2 separate regions of the Homo sapiens genome follow, and region 1 is linked to region 2. Evidence: chromatin contacts called from ENCODE Hi-C data. All regions are on one chromosome and are shown on one strand. The core of a region is the stretch at or near the end of the contact, and the rest is flanking DNA. Distances in the headings are between cores, read along the strand shown. Region 1 overlaps APH1B (aph-1B gamma-secretase subunit). Region 2 overlaps HERC1 (HECT and RLD domain containing E3 ubiquitin protein ligase family member 1).

What was found. Hi-C counts contacts between places; a loop is a spot of excess contacts on that map. Pooled maps may share reads with other maps.
Region 1: a loop to region 2 is called in a map with no recorded cell type, with 13 times the contacts of the local background. The contact joins two enhancer-like sites. A Hi-C loop is called at or near these places in 1 of 168 maps with a recorded cell type or tissue (naive thymus-derived CD4-positive, alpha-beta T cell), 1 of 37 single-sample maps with no recorded cell type and 3 of 50 pooled maps.

The regions. Positions count from the first base shown.
Region 1 is chr15:63,280,767-63,286,121 of GRCh38, forward strand. The region is part of intron 2 of APH1B (aph-1B gamma-secretase subunit); the gene reads left to right. Among named protein-coding and RNA genes, the nearest start is that of APH1B, 5.8 kb to the left of the region's middle. Within about 2 kb of position 2,550, at least 6 of the 41 ENCODE cell types and tissues checked have a DNase peak (open chromatin) inside an H3K27ac peak, as active enhancers do.
Region 2 is chr15:63,667,045-63,672,236 of GRCh38, forward strand. It overlaps HERC1 (HECT and RLD domain containing E3 ubiquitin protein ligase family member 1), which reads right to left. Exons shown (of 78, transcript NM_003922.4): 40 at 2,494-2,654. Among named protein-coding and RNA genes, the nearest start is that of USP3-AS1, 69 kb to the left of the region's middle. Within about 2 kb of position 1,712, at least 4 of the 41 ENCODE cell types and tissues checked have a DNase peak (open chromatin) inside an H3K27ac peak, as active enhancers do.

The DNA.
Region 1 (5,355 bases), core at 1,300-3,799, 390 kb before region 2:
TCTAGCTGTGTTTGAATGTTTCTGGTATGTGGCAGTTACTACCATTCTACAATTTTAAGCTTTAACTGTAGAATATCATTAAGGTAACCACATCTACCTCTGCTGGGCTTGGTGGCTCATGCCTGTAACCCTGACATTTTGGGAAAGCAAGGTAGGCCAATTGCTTGAGCTGAGGATTTCGAGACTAGCCTGGGCAACATGGCAAAACCCTGTCTCTACAACAAATACAAAAATTAACTGGGCATAGTGGTCCCAGCTCCTCGGGAGGTTGAGGTGGGAGGATCACTTGAATCTAGGAGGCGGAGGTTGCAGTGAGCCGTGATTGCACCACTGTGCTCCATTCTGGGAGACAGAGCCAGACCCTGTCTAAAAAAAAAACAAACAAGCAAAAACAAAAACTCCCTTCTGACCGCTGCCTTACTCAAGTACCAGGTAAATGAAGTCTCTGCTGCATGGTTATAATTATCTCCCTTTCAAGAATGAACAGTCCTCATTTCTTCACCTGGACCTCAACAGGCATGGTTGTGGCTTCCAAACCTTTCCAAAAGAAAGGCTGTTTGTTCTTTTTGGTCAGTGGACATGACCCTTTTTGTCAGCGCCTGGTTTTTGCCTGTGCTCAGAACCCAGCATGGTATTCTGCAGTGCAGACTAAGTAGTACCCCTGACTGGGCACTGTACTCTTCACAGCTCAGCCTCACATTGCACTGGGTTTTCCTGTCAGTGACATCATTGGCCCATATGCATTTTCATGCCATGGGTCTAATTTTGAAAAAAAAAAAAAAAAACAAAAAAAAACACAATTTCTAATACAGAATTTAAAGTTTAGGACTTGTATGTTCTAAAACCTGAATTATCAGCGTGACAAAATGAGTATGGGCTGTTCTTCACTGCCTTGCATCTTCATGGTTTCCACCTGAAATGGCAACATTTTCCTGGCACTAACTTAGGGCTCCAAAGGACTGTAGCTGAACATAGATCCACATTATTGTTCCTCTTTTTTTTTTTTTAATTTTAATTTTTAAAATTTTCTTTTTACACTGAGGAGCAAGTGTCCACTTTTTTAATGAGGGCAGGAAAGGAGTAGGACCACATGAGGAAGAAATTAAAGCTGTCAGTCTGTAGGCTCGAATGCCAGGAAGTTCAGAGAAGCCTCTTTAGGTTCCTAGGGAAACCATGTGTGCTTTTCTGAAAGGACCTTTGGAAATTTGCAAATGGTAGGACAGACTTGTACTAGCAGGTACGTTTGTTTGCATTTGCAAAAATCATCTTTTACGAGCCTTTAGAATATTCAAAATTTTCCCAGCAAATTTGAGAAATGTTAAATGTTATGTAGATGTATTAAAACAATTTAAGAATTATTATAATGCTTTATTTATGACTGACATTTATATGGATACATTTACATTGCTCTCTTATTCTATATTGCATTCAAATATAGGGAGTTTGGTTTAATCAATACTTTATCTCCACTGCCAAAGTAGGTCTTGAACTTTTAAATTTAAAGTGCTACCTCAGACTTTTGCTATCAGAATTTGGTGCCAAGATTAAAATGTGGAGAGTTTATACCAGTTTTTATAAATATATGGAATTGGATCAAAATATTCATTGCAATCTAATAATAAATAATAGTTTTATTTCATGAGTTAGACCTTAATCACTTAATCTTACTAATCTTGTTCTTACATGAATGAATAGTAACTTTCAGCCTGGCAGAGCCTTGCATAAAGAGAAATTGGCATGTGTGGTAGCCCTTTCTGCAGTAATTTTTTTAAAATCCAAGTTATGTTGCTTAAAATATAATCATATTTTGCCAAAAACATACAGTTTAGACAACTCTATGTTGCTTGAAACTCCTGTATGTTGCTTGAAACTCCTGTATGTTGCCTAAAACAGACATTAGGATTTTTTCTGTTTGGATGGAAACTTTTGTAATTTAATTCAATTTTGTCTTAAAAGGTTGATACCATAAATATTTTGTAATTTTAGAAAATCTTCCATTTATAGAAAAAACATTAAGATAACCATTGCTACAACTTTTAAGCAGCGTGTCTATTTTTAAAAATTCTGAAAATGGCGTATTTAACTTGTATTCATACTCCTTTCTCTCTCTCACACACACATTCGAAAAAGGATAGAACAAATGAGAAAGATGGTGTGATTTAGCAGTAGTTTTTCAAAATTTATATTTTTGAAATTTGAATTGTTTCTTTTTTTGTTCTTGGGAACATAATAATAAATGCAAACAAAGAATTTTCCACTTCAGTAAGATGGACGTGAACCCAGAAACTGATGATGTTTTGTACTTTCTCACTTCCTGATGTTGACATTGAGAACTCTTAGTGCTGTTAGTTTTCCTCCCACGTACTTCCATAACGTAGAATTAGGAAGCTTATTAAACTTTTTAGTTTATTTATTTAATATATTTGTGATAGTAGTACTTTGTTGTATCAAATAGCTAAAATCTTTGATTGATTCACTGATTGACACAGTCTCGCTCTGTCACCCAGGCTAGAGTGCAGTGGCGCAATCATGGCTCACTGCAACTTCCGCCTCCGGGGCTCAAGCAATCCTCCCACCCTCAGCCTCCTGAGTAGCTAAGACTATAAGTGCGTGCCACCACACCCAGCTAACTTGTATTTTTTTGGTAGAGACATAGGCTCCTTATGTTGCCCAGGCTGGTCTCAAACTCCTGAGCTCAAGCGACCCGCCCACCTCAGCCACCCAAAATGCTGGTATTACAGGTGTGAGCCACCATGCCCAGACAATTTATCTCTTAAATTGATTATTTGTCTTTTTATTATTGAGTTGTAAGAGTTCTGTAGATATAAGTCCTTTTTCAAATATGATTTGCAAATATTTTCTCCCATCTGTGTTGTCTCTTCACTTTCTTGATAGTGTCCTTTGTAGCATCAAAGTTTTTAATTTTGGTGAGGTTCATCTGTTTACTTTTTCTTTAGTTGCTTGTGGTTTAGGTGTATGTATTTGAGAAACCATTACCCAACCCACGGTCATGAAGACTGGCACCTATGTATTCTTCTGACAGTTTTATAGTTTTAGCTCTGATAGCTGGACTTTTCACTCATTTTTAGTTTTTATATATGGTGTAAGGTAATGGTCCACCTTCATTCTTTTGTATGTGATTATCTAGTTGTTCTGTCACCATTTATTAAAAGACCATCTCTCTTTCCTCATTGAATCATCTTGCACTCTTGTTGAAAATCGGTTGACTGTATTTACAGTTTATTGCTGGACTGTCAATTTTATTCTGTTAATCTGTGTGTCTGCCCTTACACCAGTATAAGATGATCTTGAATATTTTACTTTTGTAGTAAGTTTTGAAATGGAGAAGTGTAAGTCTTTTAACTTTGTTGTTGTTTTTTATAAAAACTATTAACAGTTGTTTATTATCATTATGAAGTATTATATACTGTACATAATTGTATGTGCTTTGCTTTTTTTTTTTTTTTGAGACAGGGCCTCTCTGTTGCCCAGGCTAGAGTGCAGTGGTGCAATCTCAGCTCACTGCAGCCTCCACCTCCTTGGCTCAAGCCATCCTCCCACCTCAGCCTCCCAGGTAGCTGGGACTATGGGCACACACCACCACACCCGGCTCATTTTTGTATTTTCTGTAGAGATGGGGATTCACCATGTTGCCCAACCTGGTCTCAAACTCCTGCGCTCAAGTGACTTGTTTGCCTTGACTTCCCAAAATGCTGAGATTATAGGCGTGGGCCACTGCGCCTGGCCAATATGTGCTGTGCTTTTATATGACTGGCATTGCACTAGGTTTGTTTACACCAACATCACCACAAACACGGGGGGTGATGCATTATGCTACAACATTATGACGTCACTAGGCAATAGGGATTTTTTAGCTCCATTATAATAATGACTACCATCATATGTGCAGTCCATTGTTGACTGAAATGTTGCTATGCAACAGATAACTGTATTTTATTTTATTAACTTTTACGTTCAAGGGTACACATGCAGGTTTGTTACCTGGGTAAATTGTGATCCTCTCCCTCCTCCCACTCTAGTCTCAACTAGGCCTGTTTTTCCCTTCTTTGTGTCCACATGGATACAAGTCTTTTATTTATTATCGAGGAATTTATAGAAAACAGAAATCTTCCCACATTTTTTGATTCTACTATATTGATATATTTGTTGACAGAGATTTTTACTATATATGTGTCCCATAAGCTTTAATTCACTTTTAACGGTATCACTATGAGAGGTAAGTTTATTTTTAGGAAAATTGGACATTTTAGTTGGTTACTGCTTCAGAGAAAGAAGATGGTCACTTAAATTTCTGGCTCATGTCCTCACTACCAAATGCTTCCAGATGGAGAGCACCAAAATGGCAGATTGTTTCTTTTGAGTCTAGAAAAGCACTCCCTTCACTAGGCTTATCCCTATTTTGGTTGAATTCTACATTGCCTTAATTTAATGTAATCAATGATATTTATATTTATGTAAAGAATAAGCTGACTATAATGAATACCCATACCCTGAAATTTAAAGTAACACAATGCCCAGAAAGTAAGTATGTTCTGGTTAATTTAATTGTCTATTCTTAGAGTTAACCTGTCTTGTTTCAACATTTGCTAAAAAATCATTTTTAAAATGTTTTGGTTCTTTTGTTGCCTTAATAAATATACTTTATAGTAAATATAATTTAAATATTCTTTGAGTCAGGATCTTACATTATTGCAGAGTTTTCTCACCAACAAGAATTGGTAATAGTGATGCTAGTAGAATTGACCAGCCACACCAGCATTCCTAACAAATCTGCATGGCACTCATGGTAAGCTTATAAATTGGCCACAACAGAAGGATGCATAAGATCACTCTGAAGATCACTTCTTTATTTTATTTTATTTTTAATAGAGACAGGATCTTGCTGTGTGGTCCAGGCTGGTCTCGAACTCCTGGATGCAAGTGATCCTCCTGCCTTGGCCTCCCAAAGTGCTGAGCCACCATGCTCGGCTGAAGATTATTTTCTCTTGAGCAGTATTCTGTTCTTTCATTCAAGGGTTCATTTATGTCCTGTTCTGAGGGTAGCATTTTATTCTGCAAGATACAACGAAAGTATCAGATCACTTTCTCCCTTGAAGCCTTATTGGTGATATAAAACAAATATGTAAAACGTTTTAGAATCAGAAGATCATATGATTAAATACTCGTGAGAGTTCAGACCATCAGTATTATAGGATTTAAGAATAAGGAGAGATTAGTGATTACCAACCATTGGTAGGCAGCTTCTTTAACAAATCGCTGCCTGAAGTGGACTCTGAAGGATGAGTGTAGTTTAGGTTCTACAGAGTGGAAGGTACAAGGGAGGGTGACAGAGCC
Region 2 (5,192 bases), core at 462-2,961:
GCTGTAATGTGCCTTATGAAGAAAATACATATGTTAGATAAGCTTCATTCATGATGAGCTATAGTGTTGGTGGCCATAAGCTCAATGTTAGTGAATAAACAGTATGTATTAAATGTGGTATCTTTAAACAGAAAGATGCACAAAACAAGATTATACAGCATACTGATCAGATGATGGAAATGTAACTAGAAGTTCACAGGAACTTAACCCTGTATTTCTCCTAGGAGCAATGGTTCAGTATTTGCTAATTCAGTGTTCATAATAACCTTTTAGAACATAACTATTGCTAATAATGAGAATCAACTATTATTCCATGTATTCAGTAAGTTAGAGGAAAGATTGAGCATGTGAAATAAACACGGAAGATGAGATTAAAAAAAAACAAATCAAATGTCTACTGATGAAAACTATAGTGTCTGAATAGAAAAATACACTGGACATTAACAGAACATTAGACACTGCAGAAGAAAAGATGAATGAATTAGAAGATATAGCTATAAAAACTATCCAAAACAAATAATAATTTATTATGGAGCTTATGTGTAAAAGTGAAATGTATGAAAACAAAAGTATAAATGATGAGAAAAGGAAAATAAAATCATCCTGTTGTAAAATTATTACTTTAACTACATATGAAGTGGTACAATATCACCTTAAGGTAGACTCTGATAATTAAAGACATATACTATAAACCAGAAGGTAATCTCTAAAAATATAAAACGAAGTACAGTTGACTCTTGAACAACATGGGTTTGTACTGCTCGGGTCCACTTACATGTGGATTTTCTTCTGCCTCTGCCACTCCTGGGAGAGCAAGACTAGTCCCTCCTTTTCCTAGCCTACTCAACGGGAATATGACTATAATGAAGACTTTTATGATGATCCACTTCCACTTAATGAATAGTAAATATATCTTCTCATCTTTATGGAGTCAAAAGTTATATACAGATTTTCAACTGTTCAGGGGGTTGGTGCTGCAATCCCTGCAATGTTCAAGGGTCAACTGTATAGCTAATAAGCCAACAAAGGAGGTAAAATGGAATAATAAAACTTATTTAATTCAAAGAAAGTTAATTAATTCAAAAGAGAACAAAAAACAGGTGGAACAAAATAGAAAGAAGGTGGATTTAAAACCAACCATATCAATGATCACATTAAATGTAAAAGGCATACACACCCCAATTAAAAGGTAGAGAATATCAGATTGGATTAAAAAAAGCAAGATTCCCTTGAGGTCAGGAGTTTGAGACCAGCCTGGGCAACATGGTACGACCCTGTCTCTACAAAAAATTACAGAAATTAGCTGGGTGTGGTGGCATGCACCTGTAGTCCCAGCTACTTGGGAAGCTGAGGTGGGAGAACTGCTTGAGCCCAAGAGGTTGAGGCTACAGTGACCCAAGGTCACTCCAGCCCGGGTGACAGAGCAAGAGGCTGTCTCTAAAAACAAACAAACAAACAAACAAAGCAAGACCTAACTACTACAACATGCTGCCTTTACCCATTTTAAATATAGAGACACAAATGGATGAAAAGTAAAATGATGAGTAAAGACAAACCATCCTAACAATTTTTAAAAAGCAGGAGTGGCTATAACATCAGAGAAAGCAGATTTCAGGGCAAAAAAATATCACCAAGGATAAAGGCATTTCATAATAACAGAAGGTCTATTCATTAAAAGAACGTAAGAATCCTAAATGTTTATGAACCTAAAGACAGAGCTTTAAAATATATGAAACAGAAACTGAAAACAGGAAATAGAAAAATCCACTATTATCGTCACAGATTTCAACAACACTCTCTCAATAATAGACAGAACAAGTAGACAAAAAAACCAGAAAGGATAAAGAAGACTTGGACAACAGTATCAACCAATTTGAGCCTGCTAAACAATTTATAGAACACTCAACAACAGCACAATACACGTATTTTCCAAGTGCACTTGGAATATTTACCAAAACAGATGATATTCTAGGCTGTAAGACAAGTCTCAATAAATTTAAAGTGATTCAAATTATACAAGATATGTTCTCTGACAATAATAAAATTAGAAAGCAGTAACAAAACGATATCTAGAAAATCCCCCAAATATTTGAAAACTAAATAACATACTTCCAAATAGTCCAGAGGGCAAAGAAGACATCAAAGGCAAATTAGAAAGTACTTTAAATGAAAATGAAAACACAGCATTTCAAAATGTGTGGGTTGCAGCTAAAGCAGTACTTAAAGGGAAACTTACAACACTAAAAATGGCTATATTGGGAAAAATGAAGAGCTGATATGACTAATGTACAGCACATTATTTCTCTCCGAAATGGCCATAATTCAATCCACAGCTTCAACATGAAGATCATAGCTCAGTTTAATGGGGCAGTTCCCCTTCATTAAAATCACTGTTTTACCTTCTGTGAAGACAAAACACAATGCCCACATAATAAAGTCCCACACATCTGGAATGCCAACTTTGGATATCATAGTGCATATCAGCACACGCACCTGTGCGGTTAGCTGGCCTTGCTGACTGGGAATCAGGAGAAGTTAAACTTTGCCTCCTTCCTACTTCATCAGAAGGAGAGGTTGGTAACGAAGATATTGGAGGAGTCTGTGCCCGACGTGTGGGAAGTACAGTGGTAGTTGGGTAACTAGAGAACATTTGCCTTTAAGAAAATAACAGTGGTTAGCATAAAAATCCAATTTACGAAATAATACATACATCACAATCTTCTTATAGAAGAATATGCAACCTGGAAGACTAAACAGGTTAGTTATAGTTTAATGGAGGGTGGGGAGAAAGACTCCTTAGTTTTAAAAATGATTATCTCATGCAGCACTTTCAGTATAAATGTAATAAAACCTTATGATTCTTTCAGCAAAATGCCAGCAACAAAGCAGGTTGGGGGAATACAGCCATTAGCAAAATAGATGAAAAATGCCTGCCTTCACAGAGCTTTCCTTCAACTATAATACCAAGATAAGAGGGGTAATTTGGTATGTACAGTTACAGTGCAAAGAAGGCTTTTAAAGATAGGTAACTTGCAGTTACTTTTAAATATTAATATAAACTCACTAGCTAGTCATGAAATTATTCACATGGATTGAAAGTAATGGTTTACAGGCAAGTTATGGAAAGAAAAGGTAACTGTCTAGTCACCTAGCACAACTGCAAAACAGTACATGAATGATATGTCAGCGGCACAGTCGGGGAAAGGTACGGGGAGGCAGCCCCTTCTCCGATGAGAATGTGGAGCATGGTCAGGGAAAGGTATTGGAGGGAGAACCCCTCTTCAGTTGAGAAATGTGGACAGCAGTCAGAGTATAAAGTCCATAAAGATCCACACTGACTGCTCTTCAGATTTGTCCAAAAGAACTAGGAACTTTCTAAGTATCAAAAATGTACTGTCTACCAAGTCAGTAATACAATGGTATACACACAGGAAGGAGTAGTTCTCTGGTTTTTCCTCTACTAAATGATGTTCGCCCAGTAAGAGCCAAGTGCAACTCTAATGAAGTCCCAGCCAATAGCAGGAAAATGAAGACAGAAGAAATGAGGAGTCATAAGTCCTGGTGAATGCCTATGGGAGCAAGGGGGCATGATTCTACCACTGAATCCCATGCCCACACTAATCAGAGCTGAAAAGGTTACAAGGAGTCACAGTGCTACTGATCTTGTGTGGACGCCTTGAATTCTGTAATTGCCAGAGGGATTAAAAACCATATTAGAATGTCGTATCAGGCAAGCATCGTGGCTCACACCTGTAATACCAGCATACTTTGGGAGGCTGAGGCCACAGGATCACTTGAGGCCAAGAGTTCAAGACAAGCCTGGACAACAAAGCAAGATCCTGTCTCTACAAAAAAATTTCAAAAAATTAGCGAGGGGCCAGGTGCGGTGGCTCACATCTGTAATCTCTGCACTTTGGGAGGCTAAGGTGGGCAGATCCCCTGAGGTTGGGAGTTCGAGACCAGCCTGACCAGCATGGAGAAACCCTGTCTCTACTAAAAATACAAAAAGTTAGCCGGGAGTGGTAGCACATGCCTGTAATCCCAACTACTCAGGAGGCTGAGGCAGGAGAATCGCTTGAACTCAGGAGGCTGAGGTTACGGTGAGCCCAGATCGCACCACTGCACTCCAGCCTGGGCAACAAGAGTGAAACTTTGTCTCAAAAAAAAAAAAAAAAAAATTAGCTGGGTGTGGTGGTACACTTGTAGTCCCAGCTACTCAGGAGACTGAGGCAGGAGGATGGCTTGAATCTAGAAGACTTTGAGGCTGCAATGAACTATGACTGTGCTGCTGTAATCCAGTCTCAGTGACAGAGTAAGCAGCTGTCTCTTAAAAAAAAAAAAAAGTGAGAGAGAAAAAAAGAATAACCTATTATTCCTCTATCTTCCTTATTCTTTGAACAGACGCACCTCCTGAAACTATTATTCCAGTAAGAGAGCTAACATGTAGGAGATATGTGGGGTCTGAAAATGGTACTAGGATTGTACTCCTGCACAAGACCACAGCAGTAATTCTCAAAGTGTACGCTGAAGCCACTGTATCAGAATCACTAGAGAAACTTAATTAAAATGTAAACTATGGGCCCCACCAGACCTACTGAATCAGACTTGCTGAGGGATACAGCCCTAGAGCTTTAAAAAGTTGCCCAGGTGGCCTTGGGCACACCAAAAATTGAGAATCACTACAATAGACACTCCCCTGTTCCACTGTTTAAGATGTCAGTCTACACAGTGAAAATCGTAATGCCTTCTTAACTAAGGAAAGAGGGGAAAGAAGAAAAAGGGAGGCTAACCATTCTGCTTCCCTTATTTCACTTAAGTCATAGTTAAGAGAGCTCATAAAACAGTCTCTTCCCTGAAGGCTCTTCTCTCAAAAGTTTTCATTTGTATATACATCTGGCAAATTAAAGCAAAAAGAAATTTAAGTAAGCATCACTTGGAATTTACAAACCTATTAAAATAGAGTTGGCTAAAGAAGCATCATAAGACATGCCCTTTCGTTTGAAAAGCAGACTTGCTCGAAATTTTTTTAAGAATAAAAATACAGTTAAAGAAGTATGCTTAAAATGAAAACAACCTGAGAAGAGAAAATTATTTTCATGGAGGTGAATATTCCAAATAAAAGTATTTACTTTTTGAGGAAAAAAAAATACTCAAAAACTTAGGGGAAAAAATTATCATCATAAGAGAGAGAA